2 separate regions of the Homo sapiens genome follow, and region 2 is linked to region 1. The links are chromatin loops, found by intact Hi-C in ENCODE. Cell type or tissue: K562. All regions are shown on one strand. Each heading gives the region's core, and the rest is flanking DNA. Links, peaks and the distances in the headings are about the cores only. Region 1 holds the start of IGLL5 (immunoglobulin lambda like polypeptide 5). Region 2 has its middle 86 kb from the start of ZNF280B.

Evidence for each region. Peaks named below come from ENCODE experiments on the same cell type or tissue, not always from the same donor. Only the 100,000 strongest peaks of a DNase experiment are listed, where the experiment ranks them.
Region 2: a loop joins it to region 1, with 2.6 times the contacts of the local background. A loop is called at or near these places in 2 of 110 quality-filtered maps.

What each region holds. Positions count from the first base shown.
Region 1 is chr22:22,887,163-22,890,048 of GRCh38, reverse strand. It overlaps IGLL5 (immunoglobulin lambda like polypeptide 5), which reads right to left and starts at 2,233. Exons shown (of 3, transcript NM_001178126.2): 1 at 1,790-2,233. The coding sequence starts at 1,995. It also overlaps IGL. In K562, for the core only: a CTCF peak has its summit at 1,074; DNase peaks (open chromatin) are centred at 837 and 1,178; H3K27me3 peaks cover 1,868 bases.
Region 2 is chr22:22,421,221-22,424,132 of GRCh38, reverse strand. It overlaps IGL and the pseudogene ASH2LP1. Among named protein-coding and RNA genes, the nearest start is that of ZNF280B, 86 kb to the left of the region's middle. In K562, for the core only: a CTCF peak has its summit at 1,317 (motif pointing left); DNase peaks (open chromatin) are centred at 360, 1,312 and 1,756.

The sequences.
Region 1 (2,886 bases), core at 1-2,500:
CTCTTTTTGTGAACAACTTCACAAAACCAGAAAATTATAAAGCCACATTAAAATTAGGTGAAATCCCATCAGCCAGCCAGACACACCATTGACATTTTTCTATATTTTCTGACAGGTTTTTGAAAATGCATATATACTTTAAAAACACAGTTGGGTCAGGTGCAGTGGCTCACGCCTGTAATTCCAGCACGTGGGAAACTGAGGCAGAAAGATTGCTTGAGCTTAGGAATTTGAGACAGGCCTGAGCAATATAGCGAGGCTCTGTCTCTAAACTAATAATAATCCTAATCAAAATTAGCCAGGTGTAGTGGCCTGCATCTGTAGTCCTAGCTACTCAGGAGGCTGAGGCTGGAGGATCTTTTGAGCCCTGGAGGTTGAGGCTGCAGTGAGCTGTGGCCACGCCACTGTACTCCAGCCTGAGCAACAGATCAAGACTGTTTCAAAACAAAAACAACAACAGTCCCCCAAATACAATTGTGTTTTTTCACACCCTTTCTGGTAGATATTTGGATTTTTTCCAGTTTTCTCCCATCACTAATAATGCTGAGCTAACCACCCTTGTTATAAAGATTTGGTTACAGCTTTGATTATTCCCCCAACCAACCCTTAGGATAAATTCCTAGAAGTGGAATTGCCCAGTTTAGATAAACACACTTTGTTTTTTGACTCGCCGCCTGTTGCTAAAATGGTTATACATTTTTAATGCCCATAGACAGTCCCCGAGCGTGTCTGCTCCCCTCTGCTCAGCCCTCACTTCAACTTCATGCTCCCATTTCATAGGAAACTGGGCCCCTGGGTGCTCTGAATCTGAGTGTCCTCCCCATCCCCAAGGCACGGCTTCCTCCAGGATCCCCACCTACCCTGGACTTGGCCATCACCCCCTCTCCTCCCTCCTCTAATCGGGCGTCGCATCAGCCTCCAATCCGGTGCTGATTTTTCCAAAAACACAAATCTGACTCTGATAATCAATCTACCTAAATCCATCCAAGGACTCGTCCTGGACTGGGAATGGTGCACGGACCCTATGGTCTTCTTGCCTCCCCTTCCCAGTCACCCAGGAGCTCCCAGCCTCATCCTGTGCTCTCCTCTCCTCTGACGCTGCTCTGTCTTTTGGGGGCACCCATCACCAGCCAGTGCCCCTCGATCTGTGAGACCAGCCTGGGCATCATCCCAGAGGGAGATCCCCTCTCCCTTTATTGCTCCAAACATGGGCCGTGGGCCTGTTCCAATGACTGGACAGCTCCCCTCGGTTCATCCCACCCTCCCTGTGTCCTTGAGCCTGGCCCCAGTAAGCATTTATGTGCAAGTTGGTGAACAGACAGCCTTGGGGGAGACCAAACCAAGCCCTTGCTGCCTTCTCCAGGGAGTGGCCCCTGCCCTCACTGGGCAGGAGGCACATGGGCAGAGAGGAGGAGGGGGAGGAACAGGCCTGGGCACCCTGTGGGGACAGTGGCCACCACCCCCTGTGGATGTCCTGTCCCTGCCTCTGTTCCTTCCCTACCCAGAGGACTAGGACTAGGTGATTGAGGCACTGACCCTGGTGAAAATTTAAGTGGCGCCAGAAAACTCAGAAATCAAGAAAAATAATATCGTAATATGATATTAAAAACAGTAATTCAAACAAATCTGTGATGGACAAAATATCAACCCATTACTAAAGCCAGTGTCAGCCCAGGCCCCTCTTAGGGGTTAACCTTCCTCCTCACTCCTCTGGCTTGTCTCCCCTTGGTCACCCTTTCCCAGCTCTGCTGCAGGACCCCCACATCCCCTGGAATCTCTTGCCCCTTACCTGCCCCACAGGCTCCGCAGGCTGGATCGGCTGCTTCCAACTGAGGCTCCAGGGTCTGGGTCCCCGCTTTGCGGTGCAACCATTGGGCGCAGCAGGCCATGGGCGACCATGGCCAGACCCAGCAGCAGCAGGGGCCAGCGCTGCCTGGGACCAGGGCCCAGCTCCTCAGGGGTCTCACAACCCACTTGGCCTGTCTTGGGTCTCATTGGCCTTCAGGTTCAGGGGCACCTCTGGCCCGACTTGCAGCATGGGCTCCCTGGAGGACGGTGCCCTGGTCCCTCTCGCCAGCAGGGCTGTTACAGTACACCCCAGTCCATTGGCTCTGTCCTCTCCCTGGACTGGCTCTGGTCCCTGTCCCTAGCCCAGGCCCTTCCAGGGTCCATGGCTGTCACCCCTGGGGATCTCTCCCAGAGGGGCATCTACCAACTGCCCTGAAGCGGTCACAATCCAGGGCTCAACTGCCTCCCACCACAGCCGGCTGCCTGGCCCCGCCCCTGGGTGGTGCACACCTGACCCACTTGTCTTCCCCACTTCCCAAAGGGCAGCCTGGGTCTGTGGAGCATCTCCCTAGGGCCTAGAGAGCTGCCCAGCAGGAGTCCCCAAGGGCTTGAGCTCAGGGGGTTGGGGCTGGGGCTGGAGCTGTGGCTTCTTTTCTGATCAGTCTTCCAGGCTGGGTGCCTGTACACTGCACTCCAGCCAGTTGGGACCAGCCCTTTCTTGGCTGGGTTGGTTAAGCCTGGCTGGCTATCCTGTGGCCCTTTCCTGAGTCAGGCAAGAGCCCTGCAGGGAGTGATTCTATATCCTTCAGGCAAGGAAGAGTGGTGAAGTCATAAATGTGGAGTCTATCTAGACCTAGGTTACCTCTGGGCCTCAGTTTCCTTATCTGTAAAATGGGGAGAGTTCCTCTGCAGCATGAAGCTTATGAGAGTTAAAGAAACCATGTGTTTGCTAAGCACTCAGTGGGTGTTGAATAAATTCTGGTTCTTTTTTTGTTCTTCTCTTACTTTGGGATTCACAACTACTTGTGGGGTGTCCTTGGGGCCAGTGTCTCTGTTTTACAGGTGAGAAAATTACCATCCAGAGAAGATGAATGCAGG
Region 2 (2,912 bases), core at 298-2,797, 470 kb after region 1:
CAGCTTTGAACTCCTGGGGTGAAGCGACCCTCCTGCCTCAGCCTCCTAGGTATCTACGATGACAAGCATGCCACACTACGCCTGGCTAATTCATTTTTTATTATTTAAAAACATGTTTTGTAGAGAAAAGATCTTGTGACGTTACCCTGGCTGGTCTCAAACTCCTGGCCTCAAGTAATTCTTTTGCCTCAAACTCCCAAAGTGCTAGGATTACACACCTGAGCCTCTTCTCCTGGCTGGCCTTGTTATTGTTCAAACATATATGTGGATTTTGTGTGGTAGGAACTTTCTAGAAATGCAGAGACTGTGTCCTCACTCCAGAGCCACTGAATCAGAATCTGCATTTTGTAAAATCCCCAGAAGATGCATATGCACAACAGAATTTGGGGGGTACTGTTCTAACACATGCCTGGAGACACTGGTGTAGTTTTGGATATAAATTATTCCTCATACCTTAATCTGTTATGCTCCTTCTTACATGAATCGGAAACTCTTGTTTCTCTATTTACTGCATTGTGAAGTCAGGTGTAATGTACTCAAGGCTTTCCACTGAAAATTTCAGGCATTTTTTTTCTGACCTCACAAAATCCACAGAAGTTACCAGGAGTGTTTTAATAATAAGATAATATCATATCTTCGTTTGAGTAGCAAACAATAAGAATTATCTAAAAATGATAATATTTCATTGGTATTCAAATAAAAATAAAATTAGCAACTATTTAAATATTTTATCCCTTTTAAGAAATGGAACACTACTTACATTAACCTGAAATGACTAGATCATAAAGGGGTATAAAAGCAGATGAAAAAGCACAAGGCTTGATCACCATTGTGGAAATACTGAGAACAAAAATGAAAGAATGCATCCAAATAAAAAAAAATAGTCATATTGATTGCTTGGAATAAAGAACCTTTGCCGAGGACTCGGTGATTTTAAATACTTTCTGATTTTATGTAATAGGCATGTATTGCTTTGAACATAACTCAATAAATAAATTTTAGTAAGTTTAGAAAGTTTCTTCTTATTGCTCTTAGCTCAGAAAGCCCATCCTTTGAAGATGCTACTGAGATCCCTGTGTGGAGGAGGTGTGTTGTGTGGTGCTTTATGCAAATCTTTACCACATTCACCACCTTTAGCACCACCCAGGTTCTCAGCCCTGAGAGCAGCCACACTGTGAGGGGACTGCCCAGAGTGGCCGTGTGTTGCGGGAGGAAGCAGCTGCTCTAACATTTTACACGACCCAGTGAGCAACTGTGCAGGGTTCATTCAGTTTGAACTCCTTGAGCTTCTTATGATGCAGACGACCCAGACCGCCCCCTGGTGGCTTTCCTGGACTGAGCATGTATTGTCAAATAACTATTGATTTACCTTTTTGACATTGCCACTGTAAATTTCCTAGGCCAATTCACATCCATTACTTGTCTATTTTTTGCTCATCCCTATTTGTACTACTTTCTCTTCCTGTTGTTGAAATCCAGCCCCAGTGACTATAATTCGATTTTAGTGTTACATGGTGTTAATTTTTATCTGAATGTTTTGGATGACTAAAGGAATTGTTTTAATGACCCACTGGCTTTTTGAAACTATTTATGTTGAGTCTCATATTGGATAAACAGCTAGCTAAAGCGAGCATTTTCAAAATAATTTATTTTAGAGAATTTATTAAAAAGAAAATAACCAAATATTTAAGGTTGAAGTTTTATTGTCAATTCAGTGGAAATTCAAGTCGGAGTCAGCCATAAGGATGATCAACAAGGTCTACATAAGCAACCCCATCCCCAACTCACACCCCCAAAAAAACCTGCCTGGACACCAAGCTTCAGCGAGCTTTCCTGGTTGGCAATAATTCATGCACAGAATCACACATTGCTGCCAGGAGAATGCAGCATTGTCTATTACTTTACTGGGAGAGGACAACTGAATGCCTGTGCTTGGAATTCTCCTGAACTCTGCCCATGTACCTCCTTCCTTGAATTATTTTAATCTGCATTCTTTTGTTGTAAAAAATCATATCAACAAACGTCACAAGTTTCAGTGAGTGATGTGAGTCCTTCTTGGGAATCATAAGAAGTGAAGCGTTGTTGGGGGAGTCCCTAGCTTACAGTTAGCATCAGAATTGAGACTGCTGTTGGAAACTCTTAGATTTTGCAGGTTCTAATGTCACATTTTTTTTTAACTTCAAAACAGGTTGTATTTGGGAAGAGTTTCTCATTTTGTTAAAGCTGCAAGCAACCTTCTTTCCCAATTACACTTCTAGAGATCTAGTAGTTTCAGAGATCTCAGTATTCAAAGATATATTTCAAAATTAATAACAAAACCAAACCCACACCAAAAAGAAATCACTTTTAGAATGATTTGGAATGTACATTGATTTCTGGCATTCTCAGAAACAAGCTCACCAACTCCTTGGAAAACGGGTGCCATGGAGTCAGTGCCCACCGAAGAAAATGTCTTTAAATAAGTTAGTTACTTGGACAAGATTATTCACTCCTTAGAAAATACATCAATGTAACAAGTCCCAGCAGGCAGGGTATGCAGTACAGCACCAATTTCCCAGAGGGCTTAGTGGATCTTGGGATGAGCAGTTGTTGGTTTACGGCCCTCAGAAGAAGAGCAGTCACTGAAAGTGGAGAAAGAGTGTTGGCAGGCAGGAGCCTCTCGCAGTCGTACCCAGACTTTTAACTTGCTCAAAGGAGAGGCTGTGTTCAGTAGCATCTTTGGGAGAACATTTGAGACAGTTAAAGGCAACAACAAGAAAAGCCCTACAGTATTACTCCCCAGAAAGTCCATATCTGAAAAGAAAGAGGGACCCATTTGAGATTTCCTGTGGAGGACTGTGTCTCCCATCCTTTTCTGTCTCCAGCAGGTACAAGACATCAGCCAGAGTGTGCTCTACCACAGCATCCCATCC